2 separate regions of the Homo sapiens genome follow, and region 2 is linked to region 1. A link is a loop called in an ENCODE intact Hi-C map of the cell type or tissue named here. Cell type or tissue: IMR-90. All regions are shown on one strand. Each heading gives the region's core, and the rest is flanking DNA. Links, peaks and the distances in the headings are about the cores only. Region 1 has its middle 620 kb from the start of DIAPH3-AS1. Region 2 overlaps LINC00434 (long intergenic non-protein coding RNA 434).

The links. A loop is a pair of places that touch in the nucleus more often than their neighbours do. Peaks named below come from ENCODE experiments on the same cell type or tissue, not always from the same donor. Only the 100,000 strongest peaks of a DNase experiment are listed, where the experiment ranks them.
Region 2: a loop joins it to region 1, with 8 times the contacts of the local background. A loop is called at or near these places in 3 of 110 quality-filtered maps.

Annotation. Positions count from the first base shown.
Region 1 is chr13:59,387,857-59,395,405 of GRCh38, reverse strand. No RefSeq gene overlaps it. Among named protein-coding and RNA genes, the nearest start is that of DIAPH3-AS1, 620 kb to the left of the region's middle. RefSeq lists an enhancer at 3,485-3,594. In IMR-90, for the core only: a CTCF peak has its summit at 3,596 (motif pointing left); a DNase peak (open chromatin) is centred at 3,565.
Region 2 is chr13:60,222,864-60,230,412 of GRCh38, reverse strand. LINC00434 (long intergenic non-protein coding RNA 434) reads left to right here. Exons shown (of 3, transcript NR_047022.1): 2 at 3,595-3,808. Among named protein-coding and RNA genes, the nearest start is that of LINC00434, 41 kb to the left of the region's middle. In IMR-90, for the core only: a CTCF peak has its summit at 3,692; no DNase peak of the experiment used is centred there; H3K27me3 peaks cover 338 bases.

The DNA of each region.
Region 1 (7,549 bases), core at 798-5,797:
GTGTCTCACACCTGTAATCCCAGCACTTTGGGAGGCCGAGGCGGGCGAATCCCGAGGTAGGAGTTTGAGACCAGCCTGGCTAGCATAGTGAAACCCCATCTCTACTAAAATTACAAAAAATTGCCGGGCATGGTGGTGGGTGCCTGTAATCCCAGCTACTCAGGAGGCTGAGGCAGGAGAATTGCTTGAACCTGGGAGGCAGAGGTTGCAGTGAGCAGAGATCGCGCCATTGCACTCCAGCCTGGGCAACAACAGTGAGACTCCCGTCTCAGAACAAAAAAACAGTTTGGACTTTATTCTAAGTGCATCTGAGCATGCTTGGGGGAGGCAAGTTTTGATGGATTTCTGGAATGTGTTGCAATTTAGTCATCAGGAAATGTATTTAAATTCAGTTCTATGAGGTATGATAAGTTCTAAGGAGACAGGAATAGAAATAACTGCTATTGATTGTATATACTCATTTAAGTAAGAGTTATGCTATGGATTGAATGTTTCTGTCCTCACCTAAAATTCATGTTAGAACTTTAATCTTCAGCAAAATGGTACTTGGAGATGGGGCCTTTGAGAGGTAATTAGGTTATGAGGATGAAGATCTCAGGAAGGAATTAGCGCATAAGAGACCTAAGGGAGCTTGCTTTCTCTCTTTACTCTCTGTTGTGTAAAATGAGAAGACAGCCATCTCCAAACCAGGAAACAAGCCCTCACCAGGCACCGGAAATGACAGCACCTTGATCTTGGAATTCCCAGACTCCAAAACTGTGAGAAATAAATTTCTGTTGTTTAAGCTGCTCAGTCTATGATATTGTTTTTTAATATGTATAGCAGCTGAACTGACTAAGACAAGTTTTTTTTTTAAGGCAGGGTATAATAAGAGGCTGAATGTAAGGTTTGGCCAGTGGTGTGAGTTAAAGGACATTTACACAAAAATAAGTACCTTGCTACTCATGCTTATTGCCCCCAGATGATTTATCAAGCCAAGTATATTCTTCACATTCTAGTAAGGATACAGTACTTGTTCCAGTACTATATGCATAGTAAACATATTTCATTTCATGGAAAGAAGAATTTTAAAATATCTTGCTATGTGCCACATGTGAAGCTCAGAATGTATGCCACTGATGAATTCAAATAGAGAGTACAATTTCCCCACACCCGGTTCATCAAATTTTCATTTTTTGTGTGTGTGACATCAGGTAACATAAGCTTTCTTTTGATTATGTCTCTCATTTTGCCCTCAGTATTTTTTTTAGATTCCTGAAATCAGAGAAGTTTACCATTAAGTGAGAAATCTAGCTATATTGGCATAAATCCTGAAGAAAGAATGAAAAAAAAATGGCATCATGCCATATCCTAATCATGATAGAGCTAAAATAGAGTAAATGGCAAGAGTGTAACTTAGAAGAAACATTGAAATGAAATGAATGACAGTAAATATATTTAAAAGTCATGACAGGCACATCAAAATAAGGATAATTTAGTACTAAGTCATCTTTATAAGGAAAAAACTCAAACATAAAATTTAACATTTAAGCAAAATCATTATTAGCCAAGTAAAAATTCAGTAAGAACACTAAAAACATATGCTTTACACATTTTAACTTTTCTTCTTAGGCTGATCTATAAGGTATGTCAATGATCCAGGTATTTTTAAATATCTAGGTGTTTGATACCATGTAGACAAAAACTGCAGACATTTGGCTCAATTTTCTATTTTCACCCGGCTATTTAGAATCATATAAATCATATAGAATCATATAAAATCATATATCTTATAAAATCATATAAATCATATAAATCATACAAAATCACACAGCATGAACTATCTTTTCAAATCGTATAAATTAGGCACAGACCATTTTCCTTGTAGGCAACATATAATAAAATCAGAGGAACGACCATAGAATCAACTAAAGATGATAGCTGTTTAATTATGAAAGATAATCATTGATTAGTTGATAGTTCTTTATACAATAAACATTTTTAAAGAAGTCCTTCTGTGGAAATTTACCTGGCAGATACTTGTGGCTGTCAAAGGGTGATAATATTTGGCTGATGGAAATAGACAAAGTACACAAGTAGCTTTAATGCAGGTAAAAGATAGTATTTATTGTACACAGATGGCCTCTTATTGTGGAGGTACAGCAACCCTCAGGGTTGAAGAATGATGATTTCCTGGACTTCAGATCCCCCTGAGGATGCCTGGTGGACCCTGGCAGCATGTAACTGGGATAAGAAGTGCTTCAAGCCTGCCCAAGAAGCTTTTTCATTTCTAAAGGGATTCCTTCTTGGTTTTTGCCAAGTTTTATGGAGTCTCTGGCTCCCTATTCACCTATCCCTAGTGTACTGTACTCCTGCATGTTAGCTGTGAGCCTGGCTAAACTGTAGACCAGCTTCCCAGGCATCTTATCCTCCTAGTAGGTCTATTCCTATAGGCTGTTACTAGTTCCACTAGTTCCTTCTACACACAGATGCACACACACACACACACACACACACACAGAGAAAGCTGGAAGAATTTGAATTTGTTACTAAAGCAAGAAGTACAAAATGGAAAAATCAGTCTAAGACTATAGAATGTTGTCAGTTTAATTGATTGAAGCCATCCTAATGATACCCAGGGTCTGTCAGTGGTTAGACTTGATCTGATGGGCAATAGGGAATCATTGTACATTCTTGAGGAAGGGAGAACTAAGATGAAAATGATGTTTGAGAAAAATACTGATGGATTCTTTATAGTGGCCTGGAGATGGGATAAATGGAAGAGAAGTAAAATAAGTGATATAGGCATGAGAAGCACAGGTTTGTCTACCTTTCTCTACTACCTTCAACAGTTTCAACAATTGGCTATGTTCCTAACTTGAGTCAGGAGCCTTTTATAGGTGATCTCACTGGGAGGTAAGATTTAAAGGGAAATGACTGGAGGCAATCAGGTAGAGCAAACCTGTCTGTTCTCTAAGGGGCCAGCAGACATGAATGTGGTGGCTAGATGTGGGGACAAGAGTTTCTTAGAGAGCTAAGTTAGCCTTAACAATCACAGAGGCTGAAAATATTTGAGAAATGCCTATATATAATGGGATGGTGAAGAACTGACTTAGCTTAGGATATAAGATTATCCCCAGGGGATCTTGGCATAGAGTCTAAAGAAGAGTCTAAGGAGGATATACAGCTCATCTGTGTCCGTCAGAGTACAGCCAGGACATAAAATACACACCTGTTATTTTAATAGAAGGAGTTTAAAATAAAGATTTTTAACTAGGAATTAAAGAAATGAAAAGGCAAAAAGAGAACACTAAGTATAACCCTAGGCCTGGAGGATGAGGGAAGAAGTTGAAATTATTAACACTTAGTGACTTGGAAGAGAGGCTCTGCAGAGCTGGTGAACCAGAGAGGTGAGATGAGGCTGGTCTTTAAGCGTTGGAAAAATTGCAAACTGGAATCAGCTATTCTACTGGAACAAACCAGTGTAAGGGTTGCTAGAGTGACATAGGAACAGGAAACTAAAATAAGAACAGAAAACCAAGACAGGAGCAAGACACAAACAGGAAGTGTTTGTGGTCCCTGCCTTTAGCCTAGCTGTCTCCCTCTGGTGCCCTCTAGTGACAATGCCTAACAGAACCTCTGGCAAAAGAAAAATAAGAGTCTCAGCCCTAGCATTACCAAAGGGAATATAGAAAAATGAGTTTGATGCTGAGACAATAGTCTAATAACGGGGCAGACATGCATATTCACTAGTTGGTAGGATGAGTGTCATGACTAGAGTGAAGTGACGAGAAGACACTCAGTCATGGACATTCTGGGACAGAACATAATTGAGACAAACAATGAGGTCAGAGCCTCTTCCCAAAGGAAGACTTATATCTTGAGAAAATCTAGAAGCTAGTGATAAATAATAATAATGCTATCAACAGCATTATTTCATGAGTTCTTTCTATGAGCTAGACAAAGTTACGGCCCATCTTATTTAATCTTCACAACAGTACTAAAATGGTAGGTAGATATTATTCTACCCATTTTGCAGATGTGGAAACAGGAGTCAGGCAGAAGAATATCTAGTATGGTTGATAGATCATGATTGAAACCCAAGTTTTTCTGATTCTATGGCCTAGGAACAAAAGTGTTACTTGGGTTTGACTCATGATTTTCAGCTTCATCAAATTGCTTAAAAATCACTATCAGGGATTGCTTTAGTAAATTTCAACTATCAGCATGGGAGAGTACGTATAGAAGAACATGGGGAAAATTAAAACTTGCGTTGAGAATAGAAGTGCCCATACAAAAAACATCTACAATTACATGTGAGGACTTTGTAGCAACCCTGTGCATGCTCCACAAATATTGTGTAATAAATATACCAGTGCTGGATACAGGTTAAGGTGGCAGATAGGAGGCAGGACTAGCTTGTAGCTCCTGCTCGGATGGACAGAGCAGCATGTAGAGACTCACGTCATGAACTTTTGCTCCAATAACTACCATAGGAACATACCAGTAAAGCAGAGAGAATCCAAAGACCCTTTGAGGGAACTAGATCACTGCTTCAGACTCCCTGAGATGCTGAAAAACTGTGAGTCTGCTTGCTTTCTCAGCAAGAAGGCTGGTGGTCTGGAGCAAGTTCTCAGACATGGTCACCTGCTGCCAGGAAGTAGACTCGGTGCTGTTGTGGGGGCACAGTGGGAGTGAGACTGGCCTTTAGGCTTTTGGGCTGCGTGGGGAGGAGGTGAGGCCTGTGACTGCTGGCTTTCTCTGGTGACCTGTATGACTCAGAAGAGGCAGCCATAATAGCCCTGAGAATATAACTCCATTGGCCTGAGAACCACACCTCCATCACCCATAGCAGCCGCAGCAAGCCTTGCCCGAGGAGAGACTGAGCTCAGACATGGCTAAACCTGCCCCGACCTGATGGTCTTTCTGTACCCACCTTGGTAGCTGAAGACAAAGGTCATAATCTCTTGGGTGCTCTATGACCCTGCCCACCGCCTGAGAAGCCTGAATACTTAACCAGGTGTCCTTAGGGCAAGTTTGCATCCTTCCTATGGGACCACAGCTGATGTGATCTTGAAAGTGCTACCTCCTGGCTGGAGGTCAACCAACACAAAACCAGCACACTAAACAAAAACACAGCCAAGGACCCTCACAGAGTCCACTCCACTTCCCTGCTACCTTCACTGGATCAAGTGCTGATATCCATGGCTGCAAGACCTGAAGACGATTCACATCACAGGACTCCTTGCAGACACTCCCCAGTACTAGCCTGGAGCCTGTTAGCTCTGCTGAGTGGCTAGAACCAGAAGAGCAAAACAAGCACTACAGTTTGGTTCTTAGGAAACCCCATTCCTAGGGGAAGGGTGAGAACACCACATCAAGGGATCACTCCCATGGGACAAAAGAATCTGAACAGCAGCTCTTGAATCTCAGGTCTTCCCTCTGACATAGTCTACCCAAATAAGAAGAAAGCAGAAAAACAAATCTATTAATATGACAAAACAGGATTCCTCAACACCCCCCAAAAATCATACTAGCCCACCAGCAATGGATCAAAACCAAGGTAAAATAACTGAATTGCCAAAAAAAAAAGAATTCAGAAGGTTGATTATTATGCTAATCAAGGGGGCACTAGAGAAAAGTGAAGTCTAACTTAAGGAAATAAAAAACATGATACAGGATATAGATGGGAAATTCTTTAGTGAACTAGGTGGCATGAATAAAAAACAATCACAACTTCTGGAAATCAAGGACACACTTAGAGAAATGCAAAATGCACTGGAAAGTCTCAACAATAGAATCAAACAACAAGAAGAAAGAACTTCAGAGCTCAAAGACAAGGCTTTTAAATTAATCCAATTCATTAGACAAATAAAGATGAATTTAAAAAAATAAAGCCTCCAAGAAGTTTGGGACTATGTTAAATGTCCAAACCCAAGAATAATTGGTGCTCCTGAGGAAGAAGAGACATCTAAAAGTTCAGAAAACATATTTGAGGGAATAATAGAGGAAAACTTCCCCAGCCTTGCTAGAGATCTAGATGTCCAAATATAAGAAGCTCAAAGAACACCTGGAAAATTCATTGCAAAAAGATCATTGCCTATGCACATAGTCATCAGGTTATCTAAAGTCAAGACAAAGGAAAGGATCTTAAGAGCCATGCTATAAATGGTAACACAATAATAGTGGGTGACTTTAATAGTCCATTGACAACACTAGACAGATCATCAAGACAAAGTCAACTAAGAAACAGTGGACTTAAACTATACCCTACAACAAATGAACTTAACAGATATTTACAGAACATTCTACCCAACAATTACAGAATATATATTCCAGTACATGGAACATTCTCCAAGATAGACCATATGATAGGCCACAAAACAAGTCTCAGTAAATTTAAGAAAATTAAACTCTATTAAGTACTCTCTCAGAGCACAGTGGAATAAAATTGGAAATCAACTCCAAAAGGAATCAAAACGATGCAAATACGTGGAAATTAAGTAACCTGCTCCTGAATAATCAATGTGTCAACGAGGAAATCAAGACGGAAATTTTAAAATTCTTTGAACTGAGCAATAATAGTGACACAACCTATGGAAACCTCTGAGATAGAGCAAAAGCAGTGCTAAGAGGAAAGTTCATAGCATTAAATACCTACATCAAAAAGTCTGAAAGAACATTAGACAATCTAAGGTCATACCTCACAGAAATGGAGAAACAAGAACAATCCAAACCCAAACCAAAGAAGAAAAATAATAATAAAGATCAGAACACAACAAAAGTAAATGGAAACAAACAAAGTACAAAAGACAAATGAAATGAGAAGCTGGTTCTTTGAAAAGATATATAAAACTGATAGACCATTAGTGAGATTAACCAAGAAAAGAAAGATCCATCATCAAAAAGCTCCAAGAACTCATAAATCAATTCAGCAAAGTTTCAGGATACAAAATTAATGTACACAAATCATTAGCTCTGCTATACACCAACAGTCATCAAGCTGAGAATCAAATCAAGCACTCAACTCCTTTCACAGTAGCTGCAAAGAAAATAAAATAGTAAGAAATATACCTAACCAAGGATGTGAAAGACCTCTACAAGAAAAACTACAAAACACTGCTGAAAGAAATCATAGATGACACAAGCAAATGGAAACACATCCCATGTTCATGGATGGGAAGAATCAATATTGTGAAAATGACCACACTGCCAACAGCAATCTATAAGTTCAATGTGATTCCCATTAAAATACCACCATCATCCTTCACAAAACTAGAAAAAACAAACCTAAAATTCATATGGAATCAAAAAAGAGCCCACATAGACAAAACAAGACTAAGCAAAAAGCACAAATTCGAAGGCATTATGTTACCCGACTTCAAACTATACTATAAGGCCATAGTCACCAAAGCAGCATGGTACTGGTATAAAAAAGGCACATAGACCAATGGAACAGAATAGAGAACCCAGAAATAAAGCCAGATACTTAGACCCAATTGATCTTTGACAAAGCAAACAAAAACAAAGCTGGGGAAAGGACACCCTATTTAACAAATGGTGCTGGGAT
Region 2 (7,549 bases), core at 1,595-6,594, 830 kb before region 1:
TAATAAATCCAGTTGCATGGTTGAGACACAACCCAATGGGACCTAAATTATTATAGACATTTGCTCCTAGAAGAGGAAGAGCCATTCCATAAGCCCATCCATCATTGTAATTCTAAGACTTTTTGGTCCGGGCAAGAGTGAAACTTCTCCTACTGGCCTGGATTGAGCATGTGGAAAATCTGACCATTTTATTCAGTGCCTCTAAGGCTGGGGCAAGATCTCATCAGCAGCTAAAAAACAGAAACTTCTGACTTAACCATAGTGCTTTAGTTTCCTCCTTATTAGCAGAATGCGTGAAATCTCTTTAGAGTTGCTCTCTTTCTGTATCTGTGCTAAATGACTGTGCATGTGTGACAAAGTATAGTTAATGAAATCATTTAAACATTACTCAGCACCCACTATGTGGCAGATACTGCAAGGCACTGGAGACACAAAGAAGAATGAAACATAATTATCCCAGGCCTCAAGCAGTCATGGTCTAGTGGGGGGAGACAGATCTGCAAACATCTAATTACTATATAATGACATAATGTGGAAAATGCTGTAATAAGAAGTACACAGGGAGCTGTAGGAGCATAGAGGAGGGATGAACTCATTCCACAGGGTTTCCAGGAAAAGGGAGACTGGGACCATGTGACAAAGATAATGATATATTTATCTGCTGAGCCAGAGTTCTCCAGGTAGAGGAGTAGAAAGGCACTCCCAAAAGAGGATCTAGCAAAGACCAAAGCTAGTTGAATGTTTGAAAATATGTTTAGGAAACAACTGATTTGGAAAGTTTGTTATCAAGGGACCTCATTCAACAGGGGAAACCTTGGAGAAAAGAAATAATCCCCTTTCTACCGGCACACAGAGGAGAGTAGATGAAATAAACATTAGAGTTGCTTTGAAAAGGAAAAGAAGTAGAGATGGTTCAAAGAAGCAACAGACAGTGTGATGGGGAGGGAGGAGGGTAGGATAAGGTAAAGCCAGTCCCAGATGGATGCCCTCATGTTTCCACATTGTTTCTAAGTCCATACCTTTATCAGGTGCATTTTATTCCATTTTTACACACGTTCCCCTAGCCACCTGGTCTCTGAAGCAGCACTGAACCCCTTAAGTGACAGGGTTCAAAGATGAAACCGGATTCGGCCATGCCCCAGGGATGGTGTTATCTAAATCCCAAGAGAGACATAGACTAAAGGTCCCCTCAAAGAACAAAAATAAAAGGGAGACAAAGATTTCATCAGCCAAATTTGGGATCTTGAGGAGGAGAAAGGCTCTCTGGACAATTGAACTCCTGTCAGAACTGGGGAACAAAGCAGAAGCTTGTTACCTAAAAGACCAGGAACGTTCAGCCAGAAACTAGTGATACGGATTAATTTCCAGGATATATGTTTTTTGTTTTTTGGGTTTTTTTGAGACAGAGTTTCGCTTTTGTTGCCCAGGCTGGAGTACAATGGTGCAATCTCGGCTCACCGCAACCTCTGCCTCCCAGGTTCACGTGATTCTCCTGCCTCAGCCTCCTGAGTAGCTGGGATTACAGGCATGTGCCACCATGCCGGCTAATTTTGTATTTTTAGTAGAGACGGGGTTTCTCCATGTTGGTCAGGCTGGTCTTGAACTCCTGACCTCAAGTGATCCGCCCACCTTGGCCTCCCAAAGTGCTGGGATTACAGGCATGAGCCACCGCGCCCAGCCCCAGGATATACTTTTAAGTGAAAAAGCCAAATGTAATCCTAGGATGTTATGTACATCCTAATGTGTATAACATAGTATTAAAAAGTACACACATAAGGCCAGGTGTGGTGGCTCATGCCTGTAACCCCAGCACTTTGGGAAGCTGAGGTGGGTGTATTTCTTGAGCCTGGGAGTTCGAGACTAGCCTGGCAACATGGTGAAACCCTGTCTCTACAAAAAATACAAAAATTACCAGGGTGTGATGGCATGAGCCTATGGTCCCAGCTACTCAGGAAGTTGAGGTGGGAGGATCACCTGAGTCTAGGAGGTCGAGGCTGCAGTGAGTCGTGATCATGCCACTGTACTCCAGCCTGGGAAAAAGAGTGAGAATCTCTAAAAAAAAAAAAAAAAAAAGGAAGAAGAAAGAACGAAAAGAAAAAAAAGAAAAAAGGGAAAAGAAAATATACATGTATCTTCTTATTTGTGCAAATAGAAACATAATAAGAATAAACTTGAACTAATGAGATTGGTTACCCAAAGGAGATGGGTAGGGACTCAATAGAAAGAATGGGAGAGCAGGAACAAAGGAGAAGGGCTAAAGGGAGGTGACATTTCTCTGATTATACCTTTAGATATATATGTATATGTATATATATATATGTATATGTATATGTGTGTATATATATGTATGTATATGTATATATATAGATACATATGTACACACACACACACATATGCTTTGACTTTTGGTATCATGATCACATTAGTCATACTGAATAAATAGTCAAAATGAATTAGGAAGTAGAGAACATCGAAAATGAAATACAGTAACAAATTTGAAAAACAATGTTTTGACTATATTTTGTAAGGCTAAAGACAAAAAAAAACTGTTCACAAATATTGTTAGTTACTGAATTTGTTTTTCACTGGAGTATGAGTTAGCAATTCAGTAACTACTTTGTGTATGTTCTAGGACTGCTCAAATAAATATATTGGGGGTAATGAGAGTCTGGTTCCTCACTATTGGAGACAGAGATGGGACAGGCTTGAATGAACACTGAGGTGGTGGTTTGGAATCTGAGGTATCAATGTGAACTTGTGTTTTTGATATATTTGAGATAGCTAGAGATAGAAAAAGATGTAGATGGATGTATGTGGAACTTATGTATGTGTATACATGTATATATTTCTCATCTGTTTTCTCTGTGAGCACCTAGAAACAACATCACCTTGGCAAATGAGCCCCACCAGCACTCAGATCTCATTTTCATTTTAAAACCATTCTCTAATAAAAGGAACCAGTGCTCCTTGGCTGATTCCAGAGTTGAGGAAAAAAAAATACAAGGGGAGCCTGAAATATCTTGTGATGCCAGAAAGTAAGGAAATGATAAAAAATTGATGAGTCATGTGAAAAGGACACCAGAGTCCACTTGAGGGAACTCCCCATGGTCAAAGCTGGGAAAGGCAACAAAATAAATGAGACTAATAGATTATAACCTACTGATTACAATAAGTATTCATGAGTCCACATTGATAGAAAGACATACTGTTTTCATGTGGACCTTTATTTTCTACAATATCCTCATCTATAATAACGGAATTAGTAATGTTTATCTTGCAATATTGTTGTGAGGATTCATTTGGGAGAGGGTTTGAAAGAACTATTTAAAACACATAAAAAGTGCCTAGAAATGTTAATTGACTTCCCTGCCTTGTTCTCTTAGTACACAGTCATTTTCCTGGAAAACCAGACTATCACAATTTTGAAGCTGAATCCCTGGTAGAGTTTTGATTTAGTTTTAGAAATATGGTGTTAATCACTTTTTAGCAGCCTCCTTCAAAATGAAACCTTCTACCCATTGACTTGTCAGTAGTATTTAACCTAGAATAGTCATTAGGAATTCATCATCATTTCCCTATGCATTCTGCCTTCAGCTTCTTCCCTCCAGGTAAATTGCAGACGTGATGCTCAGAATTAAACTGTCAGGATGCTGCCATTCTGCTGCATGCTCCGGACAGCTGGCCGTTAGGGAGCACTGCAGGCTTGGAAGAGGTGACTTGTCTCCCTGTGTACAGCCCTCTGGGTAGAGCAGCTGTCATCTAAATACAGATGCTGATCTCCAAAAGAAGTTCCAGTTTGGTTACAGAGGTAATTTCAGCATTTTTCCTTTCTCTCAATATTTGAGTGGTCCATTTTTAGGATTGTTTAGAAGAGCTTCAATGGACCTATTTTCCTACCTATTTTCTATGGGTATTGTCTTCCCCTTCAGGTAATATGATCCTTGAAGGCAGAGAATGTTTCTACTTTTCTTTGCTAATCCCTCAGCATCCAATTTAATAATCTGCACACTAGACTTGATGCTATCAATCCAGTTATGGGTGCAAAGTAATCTTAGGAAGCAGATACAAATCCAATCCTCCTTCTGTTAGAGGGAGATAATAATACCTGCTTTTTACCTATCATACAAAGATGTATGTTCAAATCATTTTTTTTTAAGTTGGAAAAACATACTATGATTTGTGTGTAAGTGCTTTAGACTCTCTGGCATAAAGACAGTTAATTTGTTGATAACACTATGATGTTACTTATTCAACAAATATTTATCAAGCATTCATGTTAGCCCTGGTATTGTGTTAAATAGTGAGGATAAATAAAACTCAGGGCAAATAAAAGACTGTAACATCTGTCCTCAGTGAGTTTATAGTCAAATAATACGTGACAGATGTATAAATATGTTCAGCAAAGTGCCATAGTGTATGTGCTATGACAGCCATCTGTACAAGGCACATTGAGGCACAAGGAAGGTCAAGACATTCTACTGAAATTATTGAGAAAGGCTTCACAGAGAAGCTATCAATGTGAGCTAAGTTGGAAAGACAACCTAGCAACAGCATGAAGAACAGGTAAAAAGGAGAACTGACTGTAAGCAAGGAAACCAGTTATGAGACAATTCCAAGAGTCCAGGCTGGAGACAATGAGTCCTGCAGCAGCGACAATGGCAGCAGCCAGCACTCTGCAGGTCTTGTATGAAGAGCTCAGTGAATATTTGTTGAATATGTGAGGAATATCCAAGGAAACTGAGACGATAAATGTTGAAGGAGTAGGTATGACAGGAATTAATCATACAGTCATTTAACAAATGTATGTTTTGTCTCTACTAAAGATTGAACACTGTTCTAGGGGATGAAAATATAGTTAGTAAGCTAGACCCTGGTTTCAGGGGATGCACATTTTAATAGACAAGAAAAATGAACAAACAAAATAAGTCAGGTGTGTATAAGTGCTAAGAAGGAAAATGAAGCTGGATAGGAAGATAAGAGAACAGTAGGGGAGTAGGTTACTAATTTTATGTGGGGTGGTTAGGAAAGGGCTCAATGACAGATATTTCTATCAGTAGACAGATGAGCAAAGGAAGGTGGGGAGCTGTGTATCTGGAGGAAGAAAGGTCCAGGGAGAAGCAGGAAGGCTAGCATTTCTGGCACAGAGGAAGCAGGAATAAGAGAAGCAGAAGGTGAGGGCAGAGAAGAGGAATACACTGTGATAATGTGGGATGTCATTCCAGGATCACAGGTTGTCCCACAAGTCCTGTGTGCAAACCGTAAGTGAAATTCTGAGGGCTTCTGTTGGCAGCTCCACGGATGCTGGAGGTGGTGTCTTTAGGAGTACTCAGGTCTCTAGCCTTTGAGGAAAAGGAATACTCTAGAGTGGCTTCATGCTTCCTTGTTGAATTCCTGGTGCCATTCAACGAGATAAATAGTAGAGGTAAAGCCAGCCAGAGCGGTGGTGAATGAGCTACGTAATGAGTGTGTTAAGATATGTTGAGGTTGAGGTGTCTATGAGTGGCCAAGAGGGGCTGTCTAGTAGGCTGCCTATATAAAAATCTGTATCCAGGAGAGACTTCAGAGCTGGAAATAAGTGTTGTGTGCTTGTTTTTGATAGTTCTCTCATGGGAGTTGGTGTGGTCGTTGAAGGAGGGGTGAGGGAAGCAGAGGATGATGCTAGCACCTGACGATTGCCAACGTTTTAAGAGAGGGCAGAAATAAATGAGATTCCAAGTAAGACTGAGAAGGAATGTTTGGAGGTAGAAGAAGGAATAATAAAAAGTGATATCATAGAAGTCAAAAAGAAGAGATTTCTCAAAAAGACTGGAGTGGCCAGGTGCGGTGGTTCATGCCTGCAATCTCTGCACTTTGGGAGGCCACGGTGGGCGGATCACTAGAGGCCAGGAATTCAAGACCAGCCTGGCCAACATGGTGAAACCCATCTCTAATAAAAAATACAAAAATTAGCTGGGCATGGTGTCGTATGCCTGTAATCCCAGTTACTCAGGAGGCTGAGGCAAGAGAATTGCTTGAACTCAGGAGGCGGAGGTTGCAGTGGGCCGAGATCGTGCCACCACACCCCAGCCTAGGTGACAGAGCAAGACCCTGTATACCTCCCCCACACAAAAGACAGGAATAATGAACATTGTGCATTGAAGAAATGCCAAACGGGAGGTAAAAACATAAAGACACTGAGCACAGGTTACTTTTTCAAGGAACTTTGGTATAAAGGAAAATGTGTGGGATGTTAGCAGGAGAAAAATCAAAGGAATTGAAATGAGGCAGTTCTTCCTTTTGTTTTTGTTTCAAAGGTGGTTGGAACTTTAGCAAGTTTGTAGGCTTTGGGAAATGAATGCCTATACAGAGCTAGAAGCTGAAAATTTAGGAGAGAAAAGAAAGAGCTAATTGAGCAAACTCGCGGGAGACAAATGAAAATGGGAAGAAAGGCATTCCACTTGGAAGCCTGGTTCACTAGTGGGAACAGCACCCTTATCCTAAAGTCTAATCCTGTCTTTATTTCAGATTTTGATATTCTATGAATCATGGGTTTTTTGCATTAAGTTTAATTTTTTAAATATATTAAATTAAATACTATTTATCTTTATCACAGAGTTTTTTGGTCCTCTGAAATTTTACAGCAGAACTCTTACACACACACATACACACACACACACAGACACACACACGCACACATATATATATCCCTTACTTACCAATGAAAATGTTATTAGGATTAATTATTCAGGAATAAGGTTAATAATTAGACAAACACTAAGGACTGGGGATGCAGGACATAGGTGGAGGTGAATATTCTCTGGGGCTCAGGGCCTGGACTCCCAGGGAGCAGCAATACTGTGACTTCCCTGGTGAAGGAAACGAAACAGAAAGGCACCACACAAGGGATCCCCTCTACGGATGGGCCTGGCTTTGAATGTGAGCACATTGACAACAGCCATTAGATGTTCACTAAATCATTCTTCTGTGACCTGATCCCAGGATCTTCAGTAAAGCTTTCTATCAGGGACAAACTACTGCCCAGAAAACATATAGCAACTAATGAACTCATATTATTACCAAATTATGAACCCATGCAGTGCATTTCCTTATTTTAGTACATTCTTTTCACAAAGCACAATTTATGTCCCTCCCCTTGTGATAGCTTTTTCTCCATCTCTGACTGATATATTCATGCAATAGATTTATGAGTTTCATATATTTACTTATTTTCTAACAGCATAAAATTCTACCCACATAGTTGATTGGCATCATTTTTATTTCTTGTTGAAACCCAATTTAATTCTTTATTGCTGCTGATTTACAATTTTCACTGGTGATAAAGAGAGAATGAGGGAATTCAGTTGTGAGTATCAAGGCTCACAACATTATAAAAATAGCTAGTTGATGGCAAAATGTCTCACTAGCCAGTCATGTAAACATAAGTAATTGTTTTGTCAAGTATTGGCAAAGGAATTGACATCTATTTATACTCTCGTTGTCAATGGTGTGATGGTAAACATTTAACAACTAGTTCTCTTGAAATAAAAGCCCTATTTTTTTATGTTTGCCA